Regions from separate parts of the Homo sapiens genome. Here region 2 is linked to region 1. Evidence: chromatin contacts called from ENCODE Hi-C or POLR2A ChIA-PET data. All regions are on one chromosome and are shown on one strand. The core of a region is the stretch at or near the end of the contact, and the rest is flanking DNA. Distances in the headings are between cores, read along the strand shown.

Evidence for each region. Hi-C counts contacts between places; a loop is a spot of excess contacts on that map. ChIA-PET counts read pairs that join two places held with the same protein, here RNA polymerase II (POLR2A). Pooled maps may share reads with other maps.
Region 2: a loop to region 1 is called in a map of posterior vena cava, with 2.2 times the contacts of the local background. The contact joins two enhancer-like sites. A Hi-C loop is called at or near these places in 1 of 168 maps with a recorded cell type or tissue (posterior vena cava), 3 of 37 single-sample maps with no recorded cell type and 3 of 50 pooled maps. POLR2A ChIA-PET finds 5 or more read pairs at or near these places in 2 of 52 experiments (OCI-LY7 and activated T-cell).

What each region holds. Positions count from the first base shown.
Region 1 is chr4:76,776,266-76,783,093 of GRCh38, forward strand. SHROOM3 (shroom family member 3) reads left to right here. Exons shown (of 11, transcript NM_020859.4): 11 at 2,544-6,828. The coding sequence ends at 2,912. All of the region lies in intron 1 of SHROOM3-AS1 (SHROOM3 antisense RNA 1), which reads right to left. Among named protein-coding and RNA genes, the nearest start is that of SHROOM3-AS1, 23 kb to the right of the region's middle. RefSeq lists enhancers at 5,238-6,437, 5,477-6,436, 5,568-5,937, 5,671-5,965. Within about 2 kb of position 4,051, at least 2 of the 41 ENCODE cell types and tissues checked have a DNase peak (open chromatin) inside an H3K27ac peak, as active enhancers do.
Region 2 is chr4:77,004,177-77,011,004 of GRCh38, forward strand. SEPTIN11 (septin 11) reads left to right here. Exons shown (of 10, transcript NM_018243.4): 3 at 1,425-1,620. Among named protein-coding and RNA genes, the nearest start is that of SEPTIN11, 58 kb to the left of the region's middle. Within about 2 kb of position 3,280, at least 10 of the 41 ENCODE cell types and tissues checked have a DNase peak (open chromatin) inside an H3K27ac peak, as active enhancers do.

The DNA of each region.
Region 1 (6,828 bases), core at 2,801-5,300:
GAGAATTGTCTATTAATGTCCTTTGCCCACTTTTTGATGGGATTTTTTCTTGCTGATTTATTTGTAGATTCTGGATATTAGTTCTTTGTTGGATACATAGTTTGCAAAGATTTTCTCCCACTCTGTGGGTTGTCTGTTTACTCTGCTGTTTTTATTTTGCTGTGCAAAAGCTCTTTAGTTTAATTAAGTCCTATCTATTTATCTTTGTTTTTGTTGCATTCCCTTTTGGATTCTTTGTCATGAACTCTTTGCCGAAGCCAATGCCTAGAAGATTGTCTTCTTTCCATCTAGCTATTTTAGGCTAAGAGAAAAATGAAAGACTAATTACAAAAACCGTGGAGTTTAATTTCTGTTGTGCAAAAGAAGCAGTAGACGCTTAATATAAATGAATTCAAACTAGAAGCCACTAAGACATGTACTTCCTTCCTTCAGTTAAATATATCTTCTAGAATTTTTATGGCTTTAGGTCTTAGATTTAAGTCCTTGATCCATCTTGAATAGATTTTTGTGTAAGGTGAGAGATGAGGATCTACTTTCATTCTTCTACATGTGGCTTACCAATTATTCCAGCACCATTTGTTGAATAGGGTGACCTTTCTTCACTTTGTTTTTGTTTGCTTTCTCGAAGATCAGTTGGCTGTAAGTATTTGGCTTTATTTCTGGGTTCTCTATTCTGTTCCATTGCTCTATATGCCTGTTTTTACACTAATACCATGCTGTTTTGGTGACTGTGGCCTTGTAGTATAGTTTGAAGTTGGGTAACGTGATGCCTCCAGATTTGTTCTTTTTGCTTAGTCTTGCTTTGGCTATGCGGGCTCTTTTTTGGTTCCATATGAATTTTAGGATTGTTTTTTCTAGTTCTGTGAAGAATGATGGCGGTATTTTGATGGGAATTGCATTGAATTTGTAGACTGCTTTTGACAGTATGGTCATTTTCACAATATTGACTCTACCCATCCATGAGCACAGGATATGTTTCCATTTGTGTGTGTCATCTATGATTTCTTTCAGCAGTGTTTTATAGTTTTCCTTGCAGAGGTCTTTAACCTCCTTGATTAGGTATATTCCTAAGTATTTTATTTTTTTGCAGCTATTGTGAAAGTGGTTGAGTTCTTGATTTTATTCTCAGCTTGGTCGCTGTTGGTGTATAGCAGTGCTACTTATTTGTGTACATTGATTTTGTATCCTGAGACTTTACTGAATTCATTTATTAGATCTAGGAGCTTTTTGGATAGTCTTCAGGGTTTTCTAGGTATAGGATCATATCGTTGGCAAACAGCAACAGTTTGGCTTCCTCTTTACCAATTTGGATGCCCTTTCTTTCTTTCTCTTGTCTGACTGCTCTGGCTAGACCTTTTAGTACAATGTTGAATAGCAGTGGTGAAAGTGAGCACCCTTGTCTTGTTCCAGTTCTCAGGGGGAATGCTTTCAACTTTTCCTTGTTCAGTATAATGTTGGCTGTGGGTTTGTCTCCTCAGTTACTTTGCCTAAAATGTCTGAATGGTTAAATATAATTTTTTTAATTTAAAAATGATCATGTTGGAGAGAAAACCACATTAAAGATAACATATGCTACAATATCATAGAAAAGCATAAGAAACTCTTAGAATATGACATTGCCGTCATTGTTGAACAGAATTTCTCTCATTTTGGATCAGAGGCCTGCAAAAGAGAACTGAAAAAATGGAAACTGGCTTCTTTAGAGATGGGAAATATGATCTCATTGCTATTATGGATTAGGGAGAGGTTCTCAAACTTTAGCCGCAAAAGAATCATCTGGAAGGCTTGTTAAAACAGGTTGCTGGGCCTCACCTCCAGAGTTTTTTATTCAAGAGGTGGAAGAGGGCCTGAACCCTTGCATTTCTAACAATTTCCCAGGTGATGCCACTGCTGCTGGTCCAGCAACCACACCTTGAGAACCACCGTATTCATGTATATACTCAAGGTACCTTGATGATTTTTTTTTTTTTTTTTGAGACAAGAGTCTCACTCTGTCATCCAGGCTGGAGTGCAGTGGCACATCTCGGCTCACTGCAACCTCTGCCTCCTGGGTTCAAGCAATTCTCATGCCTCAGCCTCCCAAGTAGCTGGTATTACAGGCATGCATCACCATGCCTAGGTGATTTTTGTATTTTTAGTAGAGACGGGGTTTCACCATGTTGGCCAGGCTGGGTTTGAACTCCTGGCCTCAAGTGATCCATCCATCCCGGCCTCCCAAAGTGCTGGAATTATAGGCGTGAGCCACCAAGCCCAGCTGATGATTGGTTTTTAAAGTCAAGAATCTGAAAGCAATTTTATCTCCAGCCAATTTAATGTAACAGCTCTCAAACTGAAGCTATCCTATGATGTTACAATTTAGAGAATGCTGTAATATGTAATATAAGGATAATCTGATTTTCAAAAAGTTAGCCTCCTTACTTAGGAGTGACAATAGGAATAGAGCTTAGATATTTCCCAGTCCTGTCAGAGGTGTCCTTGCAGGGAGTCTGGCTCTTTTCTCCCTTTCCCTGGCCTTCATTGATCTGTCCAATTTTCCCTGGCAGAGCTCTCTTTACGAGAAAAGGAAGATCCTGGCTGGTCAGCATGAGGATGCCCGGGAGCTGAAGGAGAACCTGGATCGCAGGGAGCGAGTAGTGCTGGGCATCTTGGCCAATTACCTTTCAGAGGAGCAGCTCCAGGACTACCAGCACTTCGTGAAAATGAAGTCCACGCTCCTCATTGAGCAACGGAAGCTGGATGACAAGATCAAGCTGGGCCAGGAGCAGGTCAAGTGTCTGCTGGAGAGCCTGCCCTCAGATTTCATTCCCAAGGCTGGGGCCCTGGCTCTGCCCCCAAACCTCACGAGTGAGCCCATTCCTGCTGGGGGCTGTACTTTCAGTGGTATTTTCCCAACATTAACCTCTCCACTTTAACCTCTTCTAAAATACCCAACCAAAAGATCACTGTTTCTCTCAACACTATTTAATCTGAAAAATGTTTCAGTACAAACCACTGTTTGAACTATCTGGGTTATTGGTGTTTGTTCCTGATGAAAGGAAAAAAATTCTCTCCAGGAGGAAGCCTTTTTCCTTCTTGCCCTTCCTGATTGATCTTCTGAGAGCTCGAATGCTGCTGGACACGTACCCCTTTCTATTATTACTTTGTAGTAGAAAGAAAGTTAATGAAACTGAGAACTGATTGGAGGGTGTTTGATCATTTAGTTTTTAACAGGCTGAGGCAACATGGATCAGTGTGTGTCCCCCTCAGGAATGTATCCACAGTGGCCTTCCTTGCTGGTGGGCAGTGTATCCTGATGGCAGGGTACAAGTACCATTAATGAAGGGTCTGCAACATAAAGCCTTAAAAAGACACACACTAAGAAAACTGTAAAACCTTGAACATTGTTATTTATATTTTTTAAAATGGAAAAGATCACTATGTTTGTTGTGCTAACCACTTATTTGATTCTGTTTTGTGGTGGACATAGATGATTACGTTTGAGCTTTGTATTTTGTGAAAACCTTAATGAAATGAATTCCAAAGATAGTCACGTTGAGCGTGAAGACTTTTTTTCTTACATTCCTGTCTTATTTTTACCAACACGAGCAGGCATTCTGCGCTTCCACTGGACTGAGTATGGGGGAGTCCTGCTCCCCTCCTGTCTCACACCTTCCCCAGGAGGAAGGCCTCATGCACTGCGGTTATTGCATCATTTCCTAGTGCTTCATGTCATTATCACTGGTGGGGAAACAAAGCTAAATTTTATTAACAAAGACAACTCTCAGACCTATATAATAGGAGGAGGACGTCCAGAATCCAACAAAATTCAAACGGAGCCCATGCTGTTCTCCTGAACAAGATTTGGGCTAAATACGGCCTGTTTATTGAGGCTGTTTTAATGATGCTTTAAAAAAAAAAAATGTTTTCTAAAATGTCAAACCTGTTGACCACACTTTGATTAAAAACTGCCTCCTTAACCTCTGAAGACTGATTTTGCTTTATCATGTTTCAATAATAACATTTCAGAGGTTACTCTGTAGCCCCAGTTGTAAGCTTATAAAAACAAACTGGAAGGCTGAGGAGGTTATGGGCTGGCAGCCAGGCTATGTTTACAGCTGCTGGAGATGGCAGTAGCCTTATACTTTGAGCAGGTAGTACATCCCAGGCTGTGCTAGAGGTAGATTTGTTTTTTCACGTTTGATCTGTGGCTGGTGGCCACCTTTGTTGATTTGGGCTTACGAGTTTCATAGTAGCCAGTCTTAGAAAATTGGGGGAGTAAAATTTTGAAGTAAAAAAAAAAAAAAAATGACAAGGGAACCAAATGCTCCTTCTCCCCTTAGTACATTTTCATTACTTAATGAAGTTTTATCTCCTATGTAAGAATATCAAAATTGTAGTTTGGGTCTCCAGTAGAGATGTCTTTTGATTAACTTATAAACAACTGGCCACCCAGAAGTTTCCTTTGCATAGTCAACCAAAGCTATGGCTTTGTTCTTTGGAGCTTATATACTGCATGACTCCATTGATACAAATAAGACAGCACCTTGGTTTCCCAGGGATGTTTTCATTCAGAGGTCCTGTCTCCCAGGAAAGCAGTAGAACCAGTGACAGCATTCAACAGCCACACTGCATGGTCATCAGTCTTAGGCCAACATGGGAGCCTGAAATTAACTCCATCAGTAACTACCTGTGTGTCTTGCTGATACTGAATGAGCCCTCACAAGCCAAGCCAGGTGGAAGACAGCCAGCAAACGTCTACAGTTATTCTTAGTGAAATTCCTCAGAGGAATCCAGGGGGCTCCCAGTTCCCAACACTCTTCGAGATGACCATTTTTCGGGATTTGACTGGGGAACATTTTACATATTCAGTCTTTCTCAAAAATTTTTATTTATTTTCTTGAGAAAGGGTCTTACTATGTTGCCCAGGCTGGAGTGCAGAGTGGTGCGATAACAGCTCATTGCAGTCTGAACCTCTGAGGCTCAAGCCATCCTCCCATCTCAGCCTCCCAAGTAGCTGGGACCACAGGTGTGCACCACTATGCTTGGCTAATTTTTTGATTTTTTATAGAGACGGGGGTCTCGCTATGTTGCCCAGGCTGGTTTCAAACTCCTGGGCTCAAGGGATCCTTCCGCTTTGGTCCCAGAAGTGCTGGGATTACAGGCATGAGCCACTTCACCCAGCCACTTTTCTAATTTATAGACATAAAAGTAATTGACTCCCACAGCACAGTAACAGGCAATGCTGCTTGGCATGCCACAAACATCTGAAAGCTTGTGACACTCCTAGGATTGTGTCCATTCTTTCATTATGTGGAAACTTTGTTCTGTTATGTGAAATGGGTAAGGCACCAAGTGAGACTTTGAAATCTAATTTTTAGGTGGATGTGATATTTATTGTAATAGGACTTGACCTCTGTACTTTAAAGAAATCACTAACCAAATTTTCAAAGTTTCCTTTTAAATGCGTTTAGCTAGAAATCTATGTATTTATCCCTTTCCTATTTTGCATTCTTCTCCCACTATTTTTAAAAACTCATTTACAGTAGAAACCATTCTTCTTTCTCCCAACAGTATCCTTTGCCAAGACCATGAGAACAGTAAGGAGCATGTTGTTGGTCAGGGTTTCAGAATACGCGTGATGTCACTGAGAATGTTTGCTCACAGTCAATAATTGTCTTTGTGGATGTGATAATTTTGGAGATACACTTCTGGTCAGAACTCAGGTGAGATAATCTTGCAATACTCCAAATGCAGATACTCCAGCCACCCGCAAGGTTCCAGGAAAGGACAATGTCCTGCGAGAAAATCAGGAGGCCTCCACTTCCTGGGCCACTTGAGAAGTTCCTGGGCATGTCACTACATGTTGGTTGACTCAGCCATTTCTCATGCTGTTTTGTTTCTTGCGGTGGCCACTTAACCCCAAAGAATGAAGGGAGGATCCACAGTGAAAGTGCCTGAGTTTCTCTATGAGACCAGATGCTGTCGAAACCAAACATCTTTTCCTTTGCTCTATGGGAACATTTTAGGGTTTGTTTTGCACAGCTGGTTTCCAGACTAGAAGATTAACAAGTTTGGGTCCACCCCTAAGAATCAGTGGCTGTCTTTTAAGGTGAGGAGTGTGGGCTTAACTGAGGTCCTTTGAGGGAGCTATAAAGGAGAAACAACCTGGGACATCCCAGTTTTCCTATTCCTCCACTGTTAATATCTCATCTAAAATAATTCATGAGTTTAAATGGTAAATATATGCTTTAAGCTCTACCTTTAAACTTGTATGTTATTCAGGCATCTCTTATTAAGATACTGGGTCTCTGGATACCCAAGGAAATGTTGGCTTTTTATTCTTATGTGGTTCCAAATTTACTTCTCTTCAGTTTAATTGTCCATGGTAGTGCTGGCTTCATTGTTAGGTTGGAGTTATTATTTTCCTTTTAGAACAACATGAATTTTATTCACCTTACTATTAGAAAAAGGAATAACTACAGCCAGAAATAACTTCATTTCCTACAAGGTATAAAAAGTGGTCAAGTGAATGTGAAGGGGCTTTTCTACACAGGAATATATTATCGGGAACAAAGTATTTCCTGCTGCCTTAACTCTTTGGGATGCATAGGATAAAATGATAAAGACCATTTTAATATCAGAAAGGGTTGTCTTATTAATTTTTAAATAAAACTTCACATTTCTTAATGGGGAGCTCATTCAGAAACTAAATAATGGTTTCTCAAAGTGTGGTCAGGATACGATCTGCATCAGAATCCTTGGAATGCTTGTTAAAAATACCAATTGCTATGACAAAACCAAGTCTGCTGGAAACTGCATTTCAGCAGGTTTCCCATGTTATTCTGATGT
Region 2 (6,828 bases), core at 2,030-4,529, 230 kb after region 1:
TAGCCCCACATTTGGGTGTCATCATGTGATTGGTACAGTGGTTACAGATACCTGCTACTCTGCTTTGCACATGGGAGATCTCAGTAAACACTTACTGAGTTGAATTATCAGTGTAAATAAGGTCATTTGACATCATTTACTTTCATTGTCACAAACTTCACACTGAAGCTGGGAAAACTATCTAAGAAGCCACAAATGTTTGGCTTCTTGACTCCAGCTGGATAAAGAAAAATAAAAACAATATGGAGAGATTAATATAACCATAACTGGAAAATGTTAGGCAGTCAGTTTTCTGTGTAATAGTAAAATCAGGCTGCTGTCTTGGTTGAGTGCAGGTGTTGGAACCATACAGACTTGAGTTAGAACCCTGGTTCCACCACTTAGCAATGACTTCAGGCAAGTTACTCATAAATCTTATCTAAGCCTAGTGTTCCATCTTGAACATGGAGGAAACAGTAGTACCTATTTCATGGGAGTAGTACTAGGGTTTAAATGAGATAATGTAGCCGGGCGTGGTGGCTCATGCCTGTAATCCCAGCACTTTAGGAGGCTGAGGCAGGTGGACTATTTGAGGTCAGGAGTTCAAGACCAGCTCAGCCAACATGGTGAAACCCCGTCTCTACTAAAAATACAAAAATTAGCCAGGTGTGGTGACATGTGCCTGTAATCCTAGCTTCTCAGGAGGCTGATCTGGGAGGATCACTTGAATCCAGGAGATGAAGGTTGCAGTGAGCCGAGATCGCGCCACTGTACTCCAGCCTGGGGGACAGAGCGAGACTCTGTCTCAAAATTGAATAAATAAATACATATATACATACATACATAAAAGAGATAATGCACTAGAAGCTCTTGCCACCGGGGTTGGCACAAAGTGAGCACTCAGTGATGTTAGTGATTATTGTCATCAAGAGTGTTATTTTGAATAATGTAATTCTTTTCTACGACATGGTATCATATTGATGTTGAATTAACTGATCTTTTAGGTAATTCAGTGTAAATGGAATCACTTGTTTCAAGTAACAGAAATTCAACAGTATAGTCTTTTATCCCTTAAGTAATATAGATTTATACTCTAACATTTAGGAGAGAAAGAGACAAAGTTCATGTTCTTGTTCTTGTAATATACAAACTGAGCACAGGCAATCTTACAAGTACAATTTTTCTATTCAGAGGTAAAGAAGAATCTCTTGATCTGTAAATTTGAAATCTCTCTGCTAAATAGTTTCTGAAATTCATTGAGGCATTTTTAGGAAGGTATTCCATAGATTACACATAGAAAGAATTATCTCTTCACAGTGACATTTCTGGTGACAGTTTTTCTTTTTTAAACTTTATAATCATGACTAATAAAAAATACTGATGAATTGAACTGATGTCTGAGAGACATTGACACATTCTCTGATTTTTCTTTTGTGGTTATGTAGGTGAGACAGGCATTGGCAAATCCACGTTAATGGACACTTTGTTCAACACCAAATTTGAAAGTGACCCAGCTACTCACAATGAACCAGGTGTTCGGTTAAAAGCCAGAAGTTATGAGCTTCAGGAAAGCAATGTACGGCTGAAGTTAACCATTGTTGACACCGTGGGATTTGGAGACCAGATAAATAAAGATGACAGGTACATCTTGGGATTTTGGGGGGACATGAATGGATGAGGAGATAGCAGGATCCATCCCAGGTAAATTTAAAGGCCAAATGTTTTGGGGATTTTTTAGTTGTGGGGCTTGGTCCTCTATTGCCTAAAAGGTGTGATATTCTTGTCCTCTGAGAATTTTTCTGAGAATATTCTTCCTTGAGGTCAGAATCAGACATCAAAATTGATCCCAGCTAGTAGGATCAGAAAGGGGCTTTATTAGAGGGACTAAATTAGCTTACAACATCTTTCCACAAAGGCCATGAAACCAGGTTTGGGGCTTTCCTACCAGGAAAAGCAATCTAGAGAAACACCCAGCCACCCTACAGAACAGTTTTAGCAGAAACCCCAGCCATCAATCACTTCATACTGCTTGGGAAGCCAGGACACTAGAGGGGAGGTCTCTAGAAGCTCCACCAAATCTGCCCCAGGTAATCAAATGCCTTCACCATGGCTTGCTATATAATGATAAAATAGTACACTGAGTTTTTATAATGTACCCCATTTATAAACCATGTAAGTTTGGGTCTTTACCATGAGTTATCTTTTGCCCTTATTTGAGGGAAGTTTTCAATTCTTAAAATTTCGTGGCATACAACCCATGTTAGTCTTAGTCTCAGGATTTTGTTCACATTCCTTCTCAAGAGCACCAATTCTGTTCATCAGTCTCAACCTCAGATGTCTTATGACTATTTTACATAGTACATTCATTCTCAAAAGAAGTTTGAGAAAGTTAAAATAAAACTGCCCCAGGTCCAAAGGTGATTGTAGAATGGGGCTTCCAGAAACATCTTTGAGCAGTTACAACATTATGGGCATAAGTGTCTACCTGCTTAGTGTGACCAACATGTAGACATGAACAACAAATCAGTAAGTTAGGGTGTGTTTGCTTACAGCTCAGACACTTTGCTTGTATCAGGATTTTTTCCCCATATTCCTCAAAACTGTATATTATACACATGTGTTTTGTAAAGAGGAACTCGACTATTTTTATCTAGAAATGCCTAGATATATTTTATCTATGCCTGATATAAGTATGAGCACCACAGTAATGACAGATAAATGTTTAATTCATTCTTTAGCTGAGCACCAAGCTCTTTATTTTATCTACAAAGCACTTTAAATGCTCTTCAGTAGACATTGTCCCGTGATAACAGGAACAATTGGTAGATAGAGTGAGAAAGATTTTATTTTGCATACCAAAATGGACTATCTGTACATTGTGCTGGGGCAGGGAACAAGTTCAGCTCTGACACTGCAGCTGAGCAGTTGCTCTTAATATATGACCTCAATGACAGGGAATGATGGAGAGGCCCCTGCCTGAAGGCTGTTTGTAATGCCAAGAGCAGTAAATGAAGAGAAAGGCCTGGTCATAAGGAAAGGGGCACAAGTGCATTGTGGGAGCTGGGAAGAGAGCCGGGGGTTTCAATCATTGCATACTCACAGAATATACCCAGAGCAAGGCCTGTTCTCCATCTCTCAGACTGGTATAGATTTTCTCACTGGCGTTAGGAAAAATCTTGCTTGTCCATTCCTTGATTGGAAGACAGCAACTGTACTTTTTCAGGATCCCTCCCCCAAGGAATGAGAACCATCCTCCACATAGCCTCTTGCTGAGATTCCCTGTGCTCTTCCAGCTCACTGGGGTTGCCACAGTGCTGCCACTCAATTTTTGCCTCTCCCCTAAACTGGGACTTTCCCTCGGGCTGCTGGTGGCTTTTCACTCCCCAATCAGCACTCAGCAGCAAACAGTTAGCACAATGCATATCCTCATATTTGCAGCTGGAGCCCTCCTTAAGAAATTATCTGACTCATTTGGGTCAAATAATAGTTTCCAAGGAGATTTAGAAGAGAGGAAGTGTGATATTAACTTAACCTAGATACCAAATATTTTTTTTCCTCTGAAATTTCTTGACAGCTATTGCATAACCTCTTTAAATGGCACTTAAAACTCTCTGTTACCCTGTGCCTCAGAAGGTATTGTTGACACTGTTGACTGTAAAGCCAAATTACTTGTTCACAAATTGTTATCTGGACAGGCTCTGCCTCCCTCAAGAAACTGGAAGTGGGATATTCATTTCTGCATCAATATATAACCATATGGAAAGGGATGTGGTATTTCTCTATGCCCATGTTGATTTTTACCTACTTTGGGGATTAGGCAAGCTTTTCTGCCATAGATGCAAGACTTCAAGAATGTCCCAGTTTGTTTATGTAGGCTTTGGACATGTCAACATTCCTGTATTATTATCTGCCTCAGACCAGGCTAGCTAGAAGGAGGCAGGAAGAGAGATCTGGTAAGGTTTCCTGTTATGTTTAAAAGCACATTTCACTCTTTGTTATTTAAGGGCTTCCTTGTTTTGGCTGTTTGTACTCTTCAGTGGAGAAAGAAAGGGGCCTGGGGAAGAAGGGAAAGCAAGTTTTGTTGTTCAATTGGAAATAGAATAATTAGTTTGCCCCACACTGGGGAGATGGGAGGTGAGCTGTCCATGGCGTATCACTAGCTGTAATGATAGTTAGCCCTCAAAGGCAGAGATAATTGAAATCCCCTGAGACGGAATTTCAACCTCACCAAATCTTTATCAGAGTTATAAAACAGTAGTGAGATGGACTGTTTGGCCTTTAAATTTTAAGTTTTTAATCACACTTTCTGGTGGAGGTAGTCAAGGGATAAGGAAAATTGGCTAACAGACAGCAAGATAAGGGAAAAACATGGTAAGTATTTGGTCGTATATGAAGTGGAAAGTCAGTCCCTGAATGATGGCATTGGCCATTTTGCAAGAATGATCAGTGGGTAGGTTGGATGGATGGATCACATTGTCTAAGTATCTTTTTCCATCGGTTTTAGGGTTAGCCTCTGTCATTTTTGTGTGTGTGTATGTTTTATGGCTGGAGGTATATGGAAAAAAAAATGAGTGCTGTGTAACAAGGAATATCTCCATGCCTTAAAAGAAAATGATGTGAAAACGTAAGGGCTAGATTGGATTTGTCCTCCTGTCTTTCCTCTGATTGATATGGCCACAATTCAGGGAAGTTTTAATTGGCAAAAAAAATATAAATAAGTGTTAGTAGGAATGGGGCTAGCAAAAGGCTAAGTTGGGATTAAGCTTCCTATCTTTCTCACTTTAGATGGAGAAGTGGAAAGGATTTGGAGGAAGAGGCAGATAATTCATCTCATCTACAGGATGATGATGAGGAGTACAAAACCACTTGGCTGGCTTGAGTCTCATCAAGAAGAAATTATTTCATCAGCATAATTAAATCTTTGACATAGGGAATAGTGGTTTTGGTAAATTGTTGTCCAGGAATACATTTCTTTTTATTGGTTAATAATGGTATGGAAGGTAAAGTAGATGGGATTTCATATTTATTATGTGTATGACATAAGAGAAGGAGGCTCCAGGTTGAATCCCAGGTTTCTGACTTGGCCAGTGGTGTGGGTGGTGGCCCACCATGCTAAGGAATACAGGGAAAGTGAGGGTTTGAAGGCAGGATGAATAGTTCAGTTTTGGACATATTTAGTTGGAGAAGCAGTTGAAAATATAGGATAACCAATTGTGGATGGGTCTGAAGCTCAGAGGAAAGATCTGGGTTGGAGGTAGAGATTTATGACTTGTCATCAGATAGATGGTGAGTGGAACACAGGAATGAGTATGATTTTCTAGAGGGAATACATAGAGTGAAAAGAAGGGAGACTGAATGATTGGCCAGGACTCTCTAATAAGAACAGGTAGAAGGAAGCCTGAGATATTAGAGAACAAAAGATATCTTGAATCCAGTGGGGAAAGCATTCCTCACTGCAAAATGAGTGTTGTTATGCTTCTCATTATCTTTGGAGGATCAGAATCAAAACCAGAGGCAAGAAGGGAAACTAATAGAAAACAGAACCATATTTGGACTACTATTGAGAGGAGGAGGTGCTAAAAGCTAAAAATCAGACACAGGGGAGGCAGGGGAGCAATTGCTGTGAGCTGCTTCTCTTACCCTTTGGGATAAGAGGCTGCTGGGGAAGAGCCCTAATCCCCAAATCTGCCTCAGTGTCAGGAGACAGAAGGATCAGCCCCAGACTCAAAGGGCAAAGGGCATGGGTGGACCTCACTGGAGTGGCTTGCTCTACTTCCCTACTGGACATGAGCTCCATAGCAGAACAGATAACCAGCAGAGAACTGGGTGAATGTAAAGTTCCTTTTTTTTTCCTTAGGTTTTTCTAAAAAGTCAGGCTTGATTCTATAGTGGTGGTTGTTTATTATATAATTATGAAATAGTTATATCTGACTTTTATGTGCCAGCCCTTTACATGTATTGCATGTATTGGCTCATTTATTTGTCACAATAGCTCTCTGATAGAACTACTATTTTTGTCTCTGATTTACCTGTGAGGAAATTGAGACACAGAGAGGTTTAGTGACTTGCTTAAGGCTGTGCAGCTAGTAAGTTGTGCGGCTGTATTATGGTTTTAGGCTTGAATCCATGTTTCTAACCACCATCCTCTATAACTATCTCATTAAATATTATTATTATTATGCAATATATGTCTATATTTCAAGATTAGAAAATATAGAAGAATCTTATTGCTCATTCATTCTTCTTATTGGAATTTTGCCTGTCATGATTTGGAACTTTATTATTGCTGAGGTACATCCTACCTTTTTTTTTTTTTTAAAGCCTCTAGAGATTTTGTCTACTCTAATTGAACCAATATATTGTGATAAAATCACCAAAGAAAAATATCAAAAAGCTTTTTATGACTGCTTTCAGTTTTGCTCATAAGTTTGTTTGTTGTTATTGTTTATTTTGGGGATGTTTGTTTTTCTTAGGATGTCTGCGTCATTTTTATTATAAAAGATTTGTGGTTCCCTTTCAAGGGTTTCAGTTTAACTTATGGGTATGGGATTTGGGTGTTGAAAGGTTTTTATTTTTCTTAAAACTTGTATCTTCGGAAAGGCAATAAAGTTTGGGGAGAATTAACTCTTCGTATTCCTAATAGAACAGTCTCTTTGTTGCTAAAACGAACTTCTTCTGAGTAGTCCCTTTGGAGACCAGAAAGAATTAGTGGGTTTCCCACAATGACCTAATATACTACTTACTTCCTGGACATGTGGTTTATGGAATGTGTATCCCCAATATGCTATTAGTCATTGTGTTTATGGTCAGTTAATAGGATTACACATAATTATCCAAAACAGATTTGAA